Regions from separate parts of the Homo sapiens genome. Here region 2 is linked to region 1. A link is an interaction called in ENCODE POLR2A ChIA-PET data of the cell type or tissue named here. Cell type or tissue: Panc1. All regions are shown on one strand. Each heading gives the region's core, and the rest is flanking DNA. Links, peaks and the distances in the headings are about the cores only. Region 1 overlaps QRSL1 (glutaminyl-tRNA amidotransferase subunit QRSL1). Region 2 holds the start of LOC105377928 (a long non-coding RNA gene).

Region 1 (9,343 bases), core at 869-8,868:
AGGAATGTACTAATTGGCTGCTGGTAACATTTACCTTAAAATTTTCCCATGTTAAAGGAATTGCACTGAAGATACAGTTATTTTGGAGCCTCGATTATGTCTATATGTTAGAATGGAACTGCTTTTTATGAGGAAGAATTTGGTTCTGTCAAAAACACTTTCCCCATAGGAATATGGGTTGACCATTTTGGGGGAACCTTCATTCTTTTTGTTTGTTTGTTTGTTTGTTTGTTTGTTTGAGATGGAGTCTCGCTCTGTCGCCCAGGCTGGAGTGCAGTGGCGCGATCCCGGCTCACTGCAAGCTCCGTCTCCCGGATTCATGCCATTCTCCTGCCTCAGGAGCCCGCCACCACGCCAGGCTAATTTTTTGTATTTTTAGTAGACACGGGGTTTCACCGTGTTAGACAGGATGGTCTCGATCTCCTGACCTCGTGATCCGCCCGCCTTGGCCTCCCAAAATGCTGGGAATACAGGCGTGAGCCACCGCGCCCGGCCCGGAACCTCCATTCTTTAAAACGCCTGTCAGCCCTGTTCTTCATTTGGTTCACACGTCACGAAGACTTTCAGGTTTTCTATCACTGGAATGGCCAATTCTTTATCAAAAACTCATGGAAATTGCTTATTTTAATTTTTTTGAGACAAGGTCTCACTTTTTTGCTCAGGCTGAGGTGCAGTGGTGCGATCACGGCTCATTGTAACCTCCACCTCCCAGGCTCAAGCGATCTTGATTACACACGTGCACCACCACGCCCAGCTCATTTTCTGTATTTTTAGTAGAGACGGGGTTTCACCATGTTGCCCAGGCTGGTCTCAAACTCCTGGACTCAAGTGATCCACCCACTTCGGCCTTCCAAAGTGCTGGGATTATGGGCATGAGCCACCTCGCCAAGCCTCTGGAAATTGCTGTTTAAATACGTAGTCTAGTGGCCGGGCGCCGGTGGCGCATGGCTGTAATCCCAGCACTTTAGGAGGCCGAGGCGGGCGGATCACGACGTCAGGAGATTGAGACCATCCTGGCCAACATGGTGAAACCCCGTCTCTACCAAATATACAAAAATTAGCTGGGCGTGGTGGCGCGTGCCTGTAGTCCCAGCTACTCGGAGGCCGAGGCAGGAGAACTGCTTGAACCCGGGAGGCGGAGGTTGCAGTTAGCCGAGATTGCCGCCACTGCACTCCAGCCTGGCAACAGAGTAAGACTCCATAAAAAAAAAAAAAATGTAGTCTATCAGTTCTTCCAGATATTTTAAACTTCATTCTCAGGGGAGGCCAGATCATCAGGGAAATATATAGCTGGTCTCTGGTATAAGCTTTCAGTAAATTATAATTTGGCCACATGCCAAATTGTGGCGTCTGTAAGAGTTTACTGTGAGGCCTCTATAAGAAAATGACTGAAATTCATGATTGCATGCATTTATTTATAGCTACAAAATATTGCGTGCTTATTCTGTCAGGTATCATGCTATGTGCTTTCAGTGTGTCACTTAAATTTAATCCCTCCGACTACCCCAAGGAGTGGATATTATCCCTATTTTACAGGTCAGGATACTGAAACTCAAGACAAGTTACGCGGCTCGGAAATGGCAGCAACAAGATTCAATTCAGGGTTGTCTGATTTTTAAATCTGGTGGCCTTACCCCACTAGGAAAGCTAATTTCCCACCATATCATATACTACCCAATATTAAGCATCTATATAGATACCCTGACAAGCATTTTTTGTTTTTAATCTATTTCTGGTTTTATTCTTCTTCCTCACTTTTATTATCACTTCATGGATTTCCTCAACTATTTACTTTTATACAATTGTAATAATATATTTTTAATAAACTGCCTAAAATATTTTTGGGTTTATATTCTATTGAGGTACAAAGAAAAATAAATAAAAAAGCTCCTCCGAAATCCTGTAGTAATTACTTTTACTTAATGTTGCCTTTGGTTTTTTTTTCGTGTTATTTGCCTTTATTAAATTTTCAGGTTTATGTTCTAGTGTACACATTGCTTAAGTTATTAAATAACTGAGGAAAGCCTTCTATTTTAAACTTCCTCTGGGTCCTTCTAAACACAACGGATATGTCTTTTCCTAGGCTTGTGCCTTGGTACAGATAACCAGATGTTTGAAGAAAGGGAGGGGGACTGGGCACGGTGGCTCACTCCTGTCATCCCAGCACTTCGAGAGGCCAAGGTGGGCAGATGGCTTGCGCCCAGGAGTTCAGGACCAGCCTGGGCAACATGGCAGGACCCTGACTCTACAAAAAATTAAAAAAATTAGCTGGGCCTGGTGGTGCCACACTTGGGAGACTGAGGTGGGAGGATTGCCTGGACCCAGGAGGTCAAGGCTGCAGTGAGCAGGACTGTGCCACTGTACTCCAGCCAGGGTGAGGGCAAGACCCTGTCTCAAAAAAAAAAAAAAAAAAAAATAATAATAATAAAAGGGAGGGGGATTAAAAGTAGTTAATGAATGAAAATTTATAATAAGAGATATTTTTAAAGTTCCATTATTTTACTCCCCTGCTTTTTATTTATTATTTATTTTTTAATTTTTTGAGATGGAGTCTCACTCTGTCGCCCAGGCTGGAGTGCAGTGGTGCACTCTCGGCTCACTGCAAGCTCTGCCTCCCAGGTTCATGCCATTATCCTGCCTCAACCTCCTGAGTAGCTGAGACTACAGGCGCCTGCCACCGCGCCTGGCTAATTTTTTGTATTTTTAGTAGAGATGGGGTTTCACCATGTTAGCCAGGATGGTCTCGATTTCCTGACCTCGTGATCCGCCCGCCTCGGCCTCCGTAAGTGCTGGGATTACAGGCGTGAGCCACCGCGCCTGGCCTACTCCCCTGCTTTGAATCAAATAAGGTATGGCACACGGCTTGCTGAATCCCGAGGTCTACTTATTAGTACCTGCTTATTTCTTTTCACTATCCTTCAGATTCTGTTTAAAATCCTAAAGTTACTTATTTACATTAGGAGGTGCAGCTATTTCCTAATAGGAATAAGCACTTTTTTTTGTCATTTTGCAAGCTCCTCTTCTATACCATGCCATCTTTAATTTTAAACAGCCCAGTCTGATGTCATCACAGAGGACCCGGTGTCAGCCACTCAAAGGGAACATTCTGCCTCCTGGGTTTCAGGTGCTTTTTTTGGTAACGCTAAGTGTGGGCCAGCGTGGAACAGTGGTTTTCCCGCTTGCTCCTTTGGCTCTCTGTGGTGGCAGAGCACCATGTTTTATGATCACATCATTTTTTCACTCTGACACGTGTTCAAACTTTTGCTTTGGTTTGGGTCTTTCAGGTGTTATCAAGGAACTCATCTTACACGTGTAGACATCTTCACCTTTCAAAAACACTCTGTTCTGGAAGTTCTGTTGCTAATAATTTTAGAGTTTAATTAGCTGAGACAAAGAAAGTATTTGCCACTTAAATTCCCAGACAGTGACTTGGCAAAATGAGACCTACTAGATTAAGAGTAAAAATGAAGAGAAAAGAAAAACAAATTAGGTATCATTTCATGGTAGTTGGGTATCAGTATATGAGAACGGTAAATGTTTCACTTTTTAATTTCCAGATTCAAATTATTAGTGCAGCTCATGTAGAGATACAGGAACAAGAGATTTAATATTATTTGAAATAATATTGAATACTGAATAATATCATTGAATATATAATATTGAATATTATTATTTCGGCCAGGTGTGGTGGCTCACGTCTTTAATCTCAGCACTTTGGGAGGCTGAGGGAGGCAGATCACTTGAGCCCAGGAGTTTGAGACTAGCCTGGGCAACACAGGGAGAGCCCATCTCTCTCTCTCTCTCTTTTTTTTTAAATTCATTACATAAAAACAGATTGGGGCAACGGTTTGTTTATTTACTTGCTTTTGACATCATATTTGCTCCTTCAACTAAAATGGTTTCCTCCATCTAGGATGTTGTGGTGTCTGAGCAATTAAAAAACTTAAAACGGTTTCCTCTTGCTATAAAGTAATGCAATTTTCTCTCATGGATTTCTTCCTCTTTCAGGGATTCAGAGTCAAAATCTATAGGAATATTACTAAGCCTGGCACATAAGACTTTTATGTGAAGTTAATCAGGTTGAGTATTTGGGAGCGGGAGGATCTCAGAGAGGACAGAAAACTGTTTATGAAAACTAACAGGTGACGATGAAACATTCCAGTGGTTCTGCAGATGATTCTGACTCATTATTTTCTCTTCATGAACGTCATATTTAGAAAACAATTTTTTTTTACTAAACAAAGTGAATTTATTAAGTAACAATTCAGCTTTCATTTATCAACAATATGTAAGTGCTAGATTAAAATACCTGATCAATATGAGATGACAATGGTGTTCTAGTGAAGACACAGAAATCCAGTGATGAAGCCTTATCATGAGTAAATGGATGGTTTCCATTAGATTTTGTCAAATATTGAATACAGATATCCATTAATATCTCTGGGCTCGAGGGTCCCAAATAAAAAACACTCGTAAAGACAGTCAAGAGGAAAAGGAAACCATGAGATATAGAGAATCTGGGGTAAGGCAAGTTCTTGCCATGCGCATCCCCTCTTCTGCTTCATCAGCAAATTATCTGCATGTTTTTCAGAGTGTATGTTACTTGTGTATTTTGAACCTTTTTCACTAATACCATGCTCTGCTATCTACCAAGTTTCCAATCTGTGATGGTCTGTTAGGTTACAATAAATGTTTCGATGACATTAATGAGCTCATTTGTGATCAGTAAATAGGAGCATGAACTCAGTGTAACATGGAGTTGTTCTGGCTTCTAGGCATGGGCTCCGGAATAGCAGAAGTAAAATTGTAACTCTAAGGAGGAAAGGAAAGTTCTCAGTCATTTCAGCTCTTTCTTAGGGAAATAAAAGGAGTCCCTGCAAGTGGAGCTCCTCCCCAGAGAGGCATACCCCTGAGATTTGCATGATTCTGGGCCCTGACTGGTTGCATTTCCTCCTGTGCTCAAAGTTCCTCTTCCACCTGCTCTGCTCAGCGCTCAGAAGCCAATAATCGCACTCAATTGTTTCTGTGCATTTTTAACAACCCCTGAGGCGGCCTTCACCACATGATAAGTTGCCTGCCTAGGCTATCCAAGTTACCTCTAGAAGGACTATTCATGTTTTTGTTAGTGCTTTAGTTACACAGATGTACAATTTTTGAGAAGTTTATCCCTAATCTTATTTTTACTGTAAACTCTTTAATGAACATTATGGCAGAATGCATTGTCTTTGAGGAACAGGTATCTTGTGTTATTGTAGAAGTATTGTACACTTAGTGGATGCTTACTAAATGCTGACACGTTATTTATTATTAATTGTCACAGGAATTTTAAAAAGTAATTCCATGGAATGACTGTATTAACAAGAACCTAATTACAAGAATTGAGCAAGACCATTTGACTCTCTAGAATATAGAATCTCTGTACGTCATTTTATTTTATTTTATTTATTTATTTTGAGACACAGTCTTGCTTTGTCACCCAGGCTGGAGTGCAGTGCAGTGGCATGATCTCGGCTCACTGCAACCTCCACCTCCAGGGTTCAAGTGATTCTCCTGCCTCAGCCTCCTGAGTAGCTGGGACTACAGATGCCCGCCACTAAGCCTGGCTAATTTTTGTATTTTTAGTAGAGACGGGGTTTCACCATGTTGACCAGGCTGTTCTAGATCTTCTGACCTCATGATCCGCTCGCCTTGGCCTCCCAAAGTGCTGGGATTACAGGTGTGAGCCACTGCACCCAGCCTAAAAGTCATTTTAATTTGTAAGATATGTTTACTGTTTTAGAGAGACAGAGGCTAACTTTTCATTTTCAAGGACTGCTGAACAATCATCCATGAGTTCTTGAAGTTGAATAACAGGAAACTGTACTTGTTTTTCAAACCATTTGGCTACTGTAAGAAGCTGCTGGTCACAAAACGCACGTCCAATAAACTGCAGTCCTATTGGCAACCCTTGGTTTGAGAGTGCAACAGGGATACTCACTGCTGGCAATCCTGGGAAAAGAAGGAAACCCAGTAGGTGATTAATTCTCCACCCTAATTAGCAGAGACCTCTTCCACTTTCCAGTGCTAATAAGTACAATACAGGATAAGGTTTAAAAAACAACCAAAAATATTATGCTATATAATGCTTTTGTACTATGTTTTGTTTACTTAACAATATATCTTGGAAATCATTCTGTATCAGTTCACAGAAACCTTCTTCATTCATTTCTTATTGCTGTATAGTACTCCATTACTTGGTTTTACCATAATTGAGTAAACCAGTCTTCTGTGGTTGGGTATTTAGATTGTTTTCAATATTTAGCTATTTTATACAATGCCCCAGAGAATTACTTTGTGTATGTATTTTTTTGGTATTCTTGAAATCTTCTTAGATGAGGAGGAGATTGCTTCATCAAACGACAAATGCATATGTAATTAGATATTGCAAAATTCCCCTGCAAAGAAGTTGTACCATTTTGAACTTCCACCTATAGCCTTGCAGACAGAGTGTGTTGTTCAGTTTTTGAATTTTTGGCAATCCATTAGATGAGAAATTAGCTCAGGGTAGTTTTAATTCCAGGTTTGGGCAGAGAAAGTACAAAATCCCAGACCATCTTGTTATACAATAAAACAAGTTTTCAAAAATTAAAATGGGGACAGTTTTAAAGGATACATATAACTTGAAGGGGCTCTTATTGGCCAAATTTAAGGCAATTTGACCATCAAAAACAATACTGACAGTAATTGCTTATAATACATTGAATTAAAGAAAAAAAGGAAGGCTCTTCTTTAGAGAATACTGCTAGCTAATAAATGTAGAAGGAATGACAGATTTAGTAAAGCCAGAATTTTGTAATTCTCTAGCTAATATTTCAAGGATGATCAATGAATGCTAAAACTGGGTTCAAGATAATTGGAAAATAGGATATTCACATGGTCTCAAAATATTACTCCAGAAATTGCTTAAAAAAATGATAAAAGGAAAAATGTACCTTTTTATAAGGAAACATCTAGCAGTTACTTCCTTAGCGAAGTGATCAACTTGGTTTCCAAAAGTGAGACAAACTGATATTAACTGTTTCCTGACATGAAGATTATGTAGTACTTCTACCAAAAATGTTTAACTCAACCCAATCATGAGGAAGCAATCTGACAAATCCTGATTATGGATGGGACATCTTACAGCACAAGTGGACTGGGCTCTTAACATTTTTTAAGTGCTAAAGATAAGAACTGTTGAACCAGAGTTCTACATCCAGCAAAAATAACCTTTAAAAATCAAAGGGAAATCAACACATTCTCAAAAGGAAAGCTATGATAATTTTTCATCAGCAGACCTACCCTAAAAGAAAGGCTAAAGAAATTTCTCTAAACAGAAGTGACAAAATAAAGAATCTTGGTACTTCAGGAAGGAAGAATGAACACAGTAAGCAAAAGTATAGGTAAATGTAATAGACTTTCCTTTTCCTCTTAAGTTTTCTACATTATGTTTGATGATTGAAACAAAAATTATAGCATAGCCTGATGTGGTTTTAAAGAAAAAAGAGAGGTGGGGTGATTGTTCTAGATTTTAAAAAGATACCATAAACCAATGTAATATATCAGGAGGAAAGACAACTTATAAAAGACACTTTTGGTAGAACTGAGAAAATTTGAATATAAACCATATTTAAATTATTCTTCAATCATGTTAGTTTTCTTAGGTATGACAATGGAATTGTGGTTCTGTAGGAAAATTTATCCTTATAAGATTTGTACAAAAGAATTTAGGGGTGAAGTGTCATGACATCTGAAACTTTCAAATGATTCAGGTAAAAACAAAGTTGTTTGTGTGGTGAGTGTGGGTGTGTAGAAAGAGGAAGAGAAGGGCAAAGCAAATATAATGTTAACAAGATTACATCCAGGTGAAGGGCATATCAGCATTCATTATACCACTTTTTCAGCTTTTCTGTGGGTTTAAAATTTTTCAAAATAAAAGTTAAAAAAAACTACTAAGTGTGTTGTGTTTGTGTGTGTGTGGTGAGAGTGCATGCAAGTGTACGGATATGGTTTGGATCTGTCTCCCCACACAAATCTCATGTTGAATTGTAATCCCCAATGTTGAAGGTGGGGCCTAGTGGAAGGCAACTGGATCATGGGGACGGTTTCTCATAAACGGTTTAACACCATTCCCCTTGGTGCTGTTCTCGTGATAGTGAGTGAGTTATCACAAGACCTGGTTGTTTTAAAAGTGTGTAGCACCTTCCCCCTTTCTCTCTTGCTTGGGCTGGGCCATGTAAGACATGGCTACTTCTCCTTCACCTTCCACTGTGAATTTAAGTTTCCTGAGGCATTCGCAGAAGTGGAAGCTGCTCAGCTTCCTGTACAGCCCGCAGAACTGTGAGCCAATTAAACCTCTTTTTTAAATTAAATTATCCAGTCTCAGGTATTTCTTTATAGCAGTGTGAGAACAGACTAATACATGTACACACACACTCACTCCTAAGCATTCCAAAAGGATAGACTTTTGCTTTTCGGAAACCATCTAGCTAGAATCTTAAGTTGAAGACCAGGGTACCTGCCTAAGAATTTGAAGAAAATCAGAATGTTCCTGAGGAATCCTCACCTGCCATATTTACAGCTTGTGTAAAAATATCATCCTGGGCACTTCGGGTTCTGTTGTCCTCTTTGATGAACTCCAAGTATGGTACTGCCTCACTCAAGGTGGTGGGAGTTAGCAAGACATCTACTCCAGAGTTAAAAGCATTTACAAAGTCATTAGCAATGAGGCGTCTCACTTTCTGTGCTTTGACAAAATAATTTTCATAGTTTCTGTGGGAAAAAAGTAGGTGATGTTTTTAAGGATTTTTTGTATTTTTCTTTTAATCAATTATCTTACATTAGGCTTGATAAAGAACCATTGGATTTCCATTTTCTGGCTGAATAAAAAGTTTGGCTTGCCTGTGTAATGCCCATTCCCTTCCCCCTGGCTCCCCAGTGGTGGGGCGTATATGAGAGAGGAGTGTTTTTCTATCATAGACGCCATAGGGGAAAGTTTGGGGATGAAGCAGAGCTTAAAGGCATTTCAATTAAGTTAGAAAACTGAAACAGACTGTTGAGAAATCTTTGCCACTTTTCCCACCCCAAAACAGCCTGGGGCCTGACATCTTCTGCCCTGGGCCCCTTTCTCTTGATGTGGAAAGTCTGAATGCAGTATTTATAGACTTCTAAGGTTTTAAAATCCTGCATCAGGAAGAAAACCAGAAATACTGGTTGGTTAAATAAAGAGTTTAGGCATTGTTTAGGGAAAAAAAAAAAAAAAGAACCACTGGATTCTTGGCTTTTATGAGGAGGCACCATTAAGATTCTTAACATAAAAATGAAT
Region 2 (9,343 bases), core at 562-8,561, 220 kb before region 1:
TTTCTCTTGTTAGTCTGTCTTTTGTCAGTTTAATCTACAGGGTCCCAGCTGGAGAACTTAGGAGGGCTCTTTTTCCTCTTCTACACAGAAAGTTTACACAAAAGAGCACTAGCAACAGGGTAGTTATGATGTAGAGAGAACCGAGGAGTGGCTCACTTACTAGGTGTGCTAGCTTAGCCAGGTTAGTAGCTTCACTGACTGGCTTCTCCATCTGTGAAATATTTTTGGGGCGGCATGGAGGAGCAGAACAAGAATTAAATAAGAGTATAATAATAGAATATTCTAGGTTGTGTTACAGAGCTAAATAACTCTGAAATTCAGTGGCTTCAATGGCTTGGTACAACCAAAGTTGATTGATGCGTGGGCCAATGGGGATTCTCTTTCTGGAGACCCTGGGATCCAGGTTCCATCTTCTTGTGATGTAACCTCAATATGTGACCTCCAAGATTGTTGAGGAAAGCAAAGAGAGGATGAGGACTGCATGATATCTTTTTAATGTTCAGACCTGGGAGTGACTTATGTCATTTCCACCCATCCCCCACTAGCCAGTACTGAGTCACATGGCCTCAGTAAAACTGCAAGATGAGCTGGAAAATGTAGTTTCCCAAGTGCCCAGTAAGAGAAAAATAAAATGATTTTTGGTGAAATAATGATACTTCATCAAATGTATGTAAATGTATTTTATAAAATATTATCTCCAACTTTCTCTGATAATGATACTTCGAAATGACCAAAATGGGAAAAGAAGTTAGTAGGCAAAGAGTATAAATGAACCACAAGATGGATAGCCTCCCTCTGAACAATGGAAAAATAATTTTTCTTTCTAGAAGGCACAGAAAAGAGGCCTGTAGGGTGGAAGGTGGAGGATTGAGGGACTAAGAATTGGAATGAGATAAAATATTGTAGGGAAAGAAAAATGTTTCTTTTACCCTCTTGAGCCTGTGAATTAAAATGGCGAAAGACAGATTAACAGGAGACAAAGCATATAGATCTTATTTGATGTTAGTATTTTTACATGGCATGGGGGGCCTCATAGAAAAAAAGTGAAAACCCCCCAGAATTGGTTAGATTCAGGGGTTTATATACTATTTTAGCAAAGGGTGATACGTTTATATACTATTTTAGCAAAGGGTGATAAGTTGTGTGGAAGTCACTAGAAAAGAAAGAGGTTTGAGCTTCTGGGGCACTAAATTGTGGGAATGTGACTAGGAAATGTCTGGGGGAAACTAATGGAAGATAAGCTGTGTTTGTGCAGACTCACCTTGGCACCAACTTTTTATCTCTGGTGATAAGAATGTTCTCTTCCTAGTACTGGGAAGTTACTTTTCATGGGAAATGCATGTTCTGGTTTTAGGCAGAAAGAGGAAGGGCAAAGAGTACTTGTTTCTCAATTGCCTTCAGCTCAAAATAATCAAAAATAAAATAATAAAATAAAAATAAAATAAAATAAAAATAAAATTGTAATAAAAAATAAAATGCTAATAAAAAAAGACAAAGTGGTGTATTTTGGGATGGCACGTTCTGATCCCCTTCAATGTCTTAGTCGGTAAGGTTCACAATTGTGATGAAAGGCTGGAGAAGAAAGTTTTATGTCTGAACTAAAAGCAAATGCCATTTTTAAGAGCCAACAACTCTGTAGCCAACAGAAATGTAAAGTTTACAACATTCATCTGAAGGCAGGAAGTTCCAAACGAAGATCTTTTTTTTGCAAGTAAAAAGAAAGAACTATTGCTGGGAAGCATTTCCAAGTGAAATATTAAGGATGGAAAGTGGCAATAAATGGAGATTTGCAGGGTGACTTCTGCAAGTTAGAAAAATGAAGCAGTGTAAACAGTGTATTATCTTCTGTGATTTGAAGACATGGGTTTAAGCATTCTGGGCCCAGGGCTCTTCAGTAGGATGTGTCACCTTTCAAGATACAGCCATCTTGGCAATATGCCTTTAGGAAGGAGAAATCAGGGTCTATATATATAATATTATAATATATATAAATAAATGTTTATTTTAGCAAAATCAAAGTTTTACATGACACAGGAAACTTTAGAAATGAAAACCCAAAGCCCCAGGGAGAACTGTCTGTTTTTATGCTTAGGTTTCATGAAGAATAGACATCTTCATAGAAATGTGATTGGACAAAGGAGTGTGATCTAACTGTTATAAACTGAGGGCAGGGCAGCAAGGTCTGTCTGTTCAGGTTCTTCCTGACCTCTCTGTGTAGCTTTCCTTCCCCCTGGATATGGGGCAGGACCCCTCTGGAGTGAGGGCGTTAAGGGAGAAGGGAGAGAGTGACCTTTTCTAGGTTTTATGACTTGCTTTCGGGGAGAAAGGTTCTAGTTTCCATGACCCCTCCTTGGGGAAGAGAAATCATCTGGTTTCTATGACTTGCTTTGGGAGGATAAAGACAGGCAGAGGACAGGAGGACAGGAGAAGGTCAGAGAAACCTTGCTTCTGAGGCCTTCCAATCTTCTTTGGTTCCTAGTACTCAGCCCTCCAAAGCACCATACTTTTGTAACTGCCCAGTGGATTCACCTTGCCCACTGCCTAGACAGAACTGATTTATTAAGACACAGGAATTGCGATAGAGAGAGTAATTCACACAGAGCTGACTGTGCAGGAGACTGGAGTTTTGTTATTGTTCAAATCAGGCTCCCTGAGCATGCGGGGATCAGAGTTTTTAAGGATAATTTAGTGGGTGGGCGGCCAGTGAGTCAGGAGTGCTGATTGGTTGGGTCAGAGATGAGATCATAGGGAGTGGAAGCTGTCCTCTTGTGCTGAGTCAGTTCCTGGGTTGGGGCCACAAGACCAGATGAGCCAGTTTATCGATCTGGGTGGTGCCAGCTGATCCATCATGTGCAGGGCCTGCAAAATATTTCAAGCACTAATTTTTGGCTTTACGATAGTGATGTTATTCCCAGGAGCAATTTGGGGAGGGTCAGAATCTAGTAGCCTCCTGCTGCATGACTCCTAAACCATAATTTCTAATCTTTTGGCTAATTTGTTAGTTCTATCAAGGCAAGCCAGTCCCCAGGCAAAAAGGGGGTTTGTTTTGGGAAAGGGTTGTTATCATCTTTGTTTTAAAGTATAAACTAATCCCAGCATTTTGGGAGGCCAAGGCAGGGGCATCACTTGAGGTCAGGACATTGAGACCAGCCTGGCAAACATAGTGAAACCCCATCTCTACCAAAAATACAAAAGTTAGCCGGGCATGGTGGTGGGTGCCTGTAATCCCAGCTACTTGGGAGGCTGAGGCAGGAGAATTGCTTGAACCCTGGAGGCAGATGTTGCAGTGAGCCAAGATCGCACCACTGTACTCCAGCCTGGGTGACAGAGTGAGACTCTGTCTCAAAAAAAAAAAAAAAAAAAATTAAAAAAAAATATAAACTAATTTTCCCCAAAGTTAGTTTGGCCTATGGCCAGGAATGAATAAGGACGGTTTGGAGCACGCAAGATGGAGTTGGTTCGGTCAGATCTCTTTCACTGTCTCAGTTACAGTTTTGCAATGGCAGTTTTACTTTGGGGTATTGTTTTCTGAGCTCCAACAATGCAAGCATACTGTATAGTTTACTTTTTATAACGTTTACTGTTTGCCTTCTCCCGTTGGAATTCAAGCTCCATAAGGGCAGTGATTCTTTTGTTTTTTTTCCACTGATCTGTCCCAAGCTCTTAGTAGACTTACAAAGCATTCATTGAATGGAATCAAGCACACAAATTACTAACTAGCTCCTAATGGGTTAAGTGGCACAGAGGTTTGTTTTCCCCTAAAACAACTGCTGTGAACAGAGTTCTTGTGGAGCCAGGAAACCAAGATGAGGGGGAAATTAGTAGGAACATTTAACCGGTCTTTTTGCATTGCTGATTTTGTATTTCAAGTTATGATCAATGGTGTTAACATTAGTTAAACCATAATTTTTAGCTTCTAAAGTAATTTCTTTGAGGTGTTTTTCTTCCCTTTTAAAACAACTGAGCTCTGTAAAAAGCATAAGCTTCAGTTTCAACTTAACAGAAAAACCTTTAGGTAGAGATAAAATAGAAACCAGCACCTCCATTTGATCTTTCCCTGCCTGGTCTGTTTGAAGAGCGGCTGTGTTTGGACAATGGTGCGTAATGAGATCATTTCTGTTACTGCTTGTGAAGGACTTAGCTTTGCTGTGTTTTCCTTTGGGGTTTAAGAACCTGGACATTTTAGAATGCTTTTTAAAAATTAAATACAGAGTTTCAGTTGCTTTGATGGGGTTTAAAAGGGACAGCAAAAAAGGCCATTGAAGTAATTTTAGAGCTATACTTGAACAGCTACTGAATACTTGTGAAAACATAAATCCATATTAAAAGAGTCAACATTTTATACATAAACCATATTTTGACGGTTTTGTTGTGGTGGGGGTGGCGGTTGTTTTGAAACGTTACCTGTCCTCTAGAAGCACTAAACATTTTCTTTGAATGAATGCCCAAATGATCACCTTTGCCAGCTAGTCCAGGCATTTAGGGTGAAATGTGCATATGTTTAGCAACTCTTCACTTCCTCAGCATGAAAAAGAACACTTTTATCTTCTAAGTGTGGTTTACATTTTTGCATCCTTCAGGTGCATTCCAGAAGATTTGGGAGATATTGACTGAGAGATATGTGTTAGGCACAAGGGTCTAGTGCCTAAGGCTCTGAGTCCTTCTACCGCCCTGTTTTTCTGTTTTGGGCATAGCACACGGAGATGCAGCATTTAGACATTTAAGTGCCACTCTGTATTGGGCATTATATCAAAATTAATTGCATCACCAGGTCCTAGTCATCAATTTTAGTATATTCAAGCTCTGTGACTGTAGTGGGACATTTATTTATAATTTTGTTTCAAGTTGTAATTCTTTATCCAATAACACTGGTCGATTAGCCCCCTGCTGCTACTTGATTAGAATGTCAGCTGTAATAAATAGATCCTCCACTACGTAATTACTTTGCCCCAACAATCAGAATTTTAATGAGCAAATTGGTGAAAATGAGAATGAGATTTGTCATCGTAGGCTGAGCCTGATTATGTCGCCCACAGCTTTGGGTAGAATCACTCCCTTTTTCAACAATGTTAATGGGACTCTCATAAAAATATTCTATAACCTTGTGAACAGCAACCTTAAGGGGTTTTCCTTGAGGTGAGAGATCTGAAATTGGCCATTTGTGATGGTAGAAGTTACCTTGCATTCTAAATCTAATCAGATAAATTGTGCTGATTGCCTGAAACAGATGCCTTAGGCAGAAGTCTCAGAGCAGTACTTGAACCAACCTGCCTGTCATGCTAGAGGATTATTTCTGAAACGACTCTATCCCGTGTTTCTTTGAGTAACTCACTGCTGTGCAAATAGGAGCTGTGTTTTACGTTTGTGTTCTCAGCAATAAGAAAGAGCCCTACTTTGCTGGGTGGCTGACAGGCCTGGCGTGCTAGGTGGCTCATGACTCCCATGACAGAAAATTGTCAGTACATACTGGGAGAATTGTAAACAGGTTAACAGAAGGAAGGAGAAAACAAAGCAAAGTCAGATTAGCTTGAAAGGCAATTTAAAGGTTAAATTTTCACAGAAAAAAAAATTACAATCTTAAGCCCGGTAGAAAATTAGTATTTCCCGCCTGTAATCCCAGCACTTTGGGAGGCTGAGGCGGGCATATCACCTGAGGTCAGGAGTTCGAGACCAGCCGGACCAACATGGTGAAACTGTGTCTCTACTAAAAACACAAATTAGCCGGGCATGGTGGTGGGTGCCTGTAATCCCAGCTATTCAGTAGGCTGAGGCAGGAGAATCACTTGAACCTGGAAGGCAGCGGTTGCAGTGAGCTGAGATTGTGCCACTGTATTCTAGCCTGGGCGACAGAGTGAGACTCTGTTTCAAAAAAAAAAAAAAAAGAAAAAAGAAAATTAGTATTTTCCAATCCTGAAAGTTTCTAAAAATTTATCTTTCAGCAATTTCACATTTTATTGGTTAAATGGCAAAGAAGCCAGAACATGTGACAATTCAGTAGTATTTATTGTTCATAGAAACAAATGTTCTGTTTTAACAGATTTATCAGCTACCTGGAAGAAGTATCTAGTAACAGGGAAAGAAAACTCCGCAGGAGTTTCAGAAACCCTTCCTCCTTTAGCAACCATCATACTAAACATCATGCCACCAAAGTACATTTATTTAGCTTATGACAGAAATCGTGGGGGCAGATGATGAAAACAGTTAAGAATTGTTGACATCTGTCAATAAGGGGTCTTCTTCAGGACTCTATAATAACCTGACTGCACTGGGTCGTTCTACGGTTTTGGGTAATAATGGAATGGACCCCAGGATGTAGCTGGGACCTTCCATCTGGGATCCTTGAAGTCAGCTACAGGCCCATGTCGAGGTCGCCAGCAGCTGAGGCAGAGACAGAGAGAAAGAGAGAGAAAAAGAGACAGAGAGAAAGAGAGAGAGAGAAAGAGAGAGAGAAAGAGAAAGAGACAGAGAGAGAAAGAGAAAGAAGAGAGAGAAAGAGAAAAAAGGAGACAGAGAAAGAGAGAGAGATTTTGGAAGGGATATATTATTTTATATACAAATACAAAAGTGTTGATGTAGTCGTCGTAGGAAATATCAGATTTTTTGAACTCTTCTACATTTATTTATGGTTTTATTCTATTTTTATTTTGAATGACGTGGGTAGGGGATAGGAGGCAGCAATTTGCCCTCTAGATGAATCCTCATGGCTTTGCCCCACAAACTGATTATTGCTGATTTTATAGGGGCCACTCATTACAATGTAAGAGGGGCTATTTCCTTCTATTTTACTGTGCCTAATAGAGAGCGGTTCAAAAAGGCATGAGACTAAGCCAGCAACAAAATGCAATTCCTGAGACCTATATTTGGCAATAGTGAAAAGTCAACAAATGGGTAAAACCTACCCAATGGGTCTGTCCTGTTTCCACAGGGTAACCAGGGCAAACGTGAGACTGTACAGTTTACAACAAGATTGCAGGCTTCTCTTTTGGAATCACCACATCTTGGGTCTCCATTACCTTGAGTACTTTCTTGGTCTTTTTGAGCCTTCCCTGCTTATGTGCACACGTGATTGTTGTTAATGCTGCAACGCTGCCTCTTCTGGTAGTCTGGGATGTGTCAGATAACACCACCGATTTCTTTAATACAGTCCAGAGATGAGCCAATTTGGAAAATAATGAGCTAAATTGTAAGATGTAGTCATATCCCTTCTTAATTCTCTTAGATTTGATTTATTAATCCTTTTTGCATGCAGTATTTATGGGCTGATGAGGACCAGCTGGGCCAGCAGCTTCTCAGCCACAGGTTTCTCAGGCCCTGTGAATGAAGAAAATGGGCAACTGAGCAGTACTACACCCACCCTTGTGCTTGGAGCTCTCTCTGAGAGTTTAAAATCTGCTTACAGTTTCCATATTCTTACATGATGTTTGTTGGGACTCAGAAAATGATATCTTAAAGGCCTCAGAAGTAAAAGTTTTTCTCTGACCTTTTCCTGACCTCCTGTTTCTGGCTCCTCACTTTCCCCTAAGGCCAGCCATGGAAAGTAGAATTCCTCTTCCCCAAGGGGGGTCATAGAAACCAGAACTCCTTTTCCCCCAAAACCAGCCATAAGACCAAAAAATATTACTCTAATTCCGCCTCCCACCTTTTTGTATAAAAACTGGCCATAAAGAAATTATTTCGGCCAGATGCAGTGGCTCACGCCTATAATCCCAGCACTTCGGGAGGCCAAGGCGGGAGAATGGCTTGAAGTCAGGAGTTCAAGTCCAGCCTGGGTAACATAGTGACATTCTGTTCTTAAAAAAAACCAAATAAAAATTAGCAGGAGACTGAGGCAGGATGATTGTCTGAGCCCAGGCATTCGAGGTTGCCGTGAGCTACGTGCTTGTGCCATTGCACTCCAGCCTGGGCAACACAGCAAGATCCTGTCTCAAAAAAAAAAAAAAAAAAAAAAAAAAGAAAGAGAAAGAAATGATCTGACTTACCTTGTTTGACTGTAGGTTATAAAAACTCTATTCCAGAGAGGGTCCTGCCCATACCCAGAAGGCAGAAATCCTGGACAGAGGCCAAGAAGAACCTGAAAAGAGGTTTTGCTGGGTTTCCCCACTGAGTCTATTACCATTAGCTCATATCCTTTTTGCCCAATCATATTTCTACACATCTGTCCATGCTTTGTGGAACCTAAGCATAAAAGCAAACAGTTTCCCCTGTGTCTCTGGGTTTTCATTCTGAAGGCTCCCATGTCACATAAAACCATGATAAATAAATTCTATGCCTTTTCTCTGATTAATCTGATTTTTGTCAGTGATTTTCAGGGAAGTCTTCCCCTTTGCCCCTGTGTGTTTCATTCTAGGCTTTGCAGAGGTTGGAGCACTTCTATTTCCTGGGCCCAGTGCCATAGCTGTTAGTAATCGATTCTCTTTAGAACTGGAATTGTCAGGTTGTTTCAGGACTCTGGTTTGCTTGATTTCCTTCCTAGGACACTTGAGAGTTTTGATACAGAGGCTTCCTTTTCTCCAGTTTTCAGAAATAGAGAAGACCTTTCCAAGGAAACAGGGAGGAAAAAGGATAGAGAAGGCATTTAATTTAGAAGGATAAAATAGATCTTTCATCCATCAAAACACAAAATTACAACAAATGTAGTTTAATGATCTCAGTTGGCTTTATTGCTGTAAACCAAAAATAAAATTCTAAGCCCCCCAACCATTTGACTGGACCCCTCCTCTCAGCCAAAGTTAACCTGTAAAATTTATTCCAAAGTTAGCCTGTAAAACTTATTCCAAAATTAACCTGTAAAACTTATTCCAAAGTTAACCTGTAAAACTAGTTTAGGCCATGATGGGAAGGGGGAGTTGGATATGCCTCATTACCATTAACATCAACACAGACCTTGAGACTGATAGAACAGGCTCTTTAAGTCTGATAAAAAATATTTACAATCTATTCTTTCTGAAGCCTGCTACCTGGAAGCTTCAACTGCATAAAACCTTGGTTTCCACAACCCCTTATCATAACCCAGATATTCCTTTTTAAATAAAATTCCAGATTTTTTTTTTTTGAGACTGAGTTTCATTCTTGTCACCCGGCTGGAGTGCAATGATGTGAACTTGGCTCACTGCAACCTCCACCTCCTGGGTTCAAGAGATTCTCCTGCCTCAGACTCTGGAGTAGCTGGGATTACAGACACCCACCAACACACACGGTTAATTTTTGTACCTTCAGAAGAGATGGGGTTTCACCATGTTGGCTAGGCTGGTCTCGAACTCCTGACCTCAGGTGATCCGTCCACCTTGGCATCCCAAAGTGCTGGGATTACAGGTGTGAGCTACTGCACCCTGCTTAAATTCCA

What was found. Peaks named below come from ENCODE experiments on the same cell type or tissue, not always from the same donor. Only the 100,000 strongest peaks of a DNase experiment are listed, where the experiment ranks them.
Region 2: POLR2A ChIA-PET joins it to region 1 with 10 read pairs; 2 of 35 experiments call an interaction of 5 or more read pairs at or near these places.

The regions. Positions count from the first base shown.
Region 1 is chr6:106,662,427-106,671,769 of GRCh38, reverse strand. QRSL1 (glutaminyl-tRNA amidotransferase subunit QRSL1) reads right to left here. Exons shown (of 11, transcript NM_018292.5): 10 at 8,585-8,790; 11 at 3,353-5,988. The coding sequence ends at 5,768. Among named protein-coding and RNA genes, the nearest start is that of LINC02526, 28 kb to the left of the region's middle. In Panc1, for the core only: no CTCF peak of the experiment used is centred there; no DNase peak of the experiment used is centred there.
Region 2 is chr6:106,881,848-106,891,190 of GRCh38, reverse strand. It overlaps LOC105377928 (a long non-coding RNA gene), which reads right to left and starts at 9,253. Exons shown (of 3, transcript XR_942842.3): 1 at 9,211-9,253; 2 at 7,980-8,534; 3 at 7,233-7,311. In Panc1, for the core only: CTCF peaks have their summits at 6,898 and 7,098; no DNase peak of the experiment used is centred there; H3K27ac peaks cover 477 bases.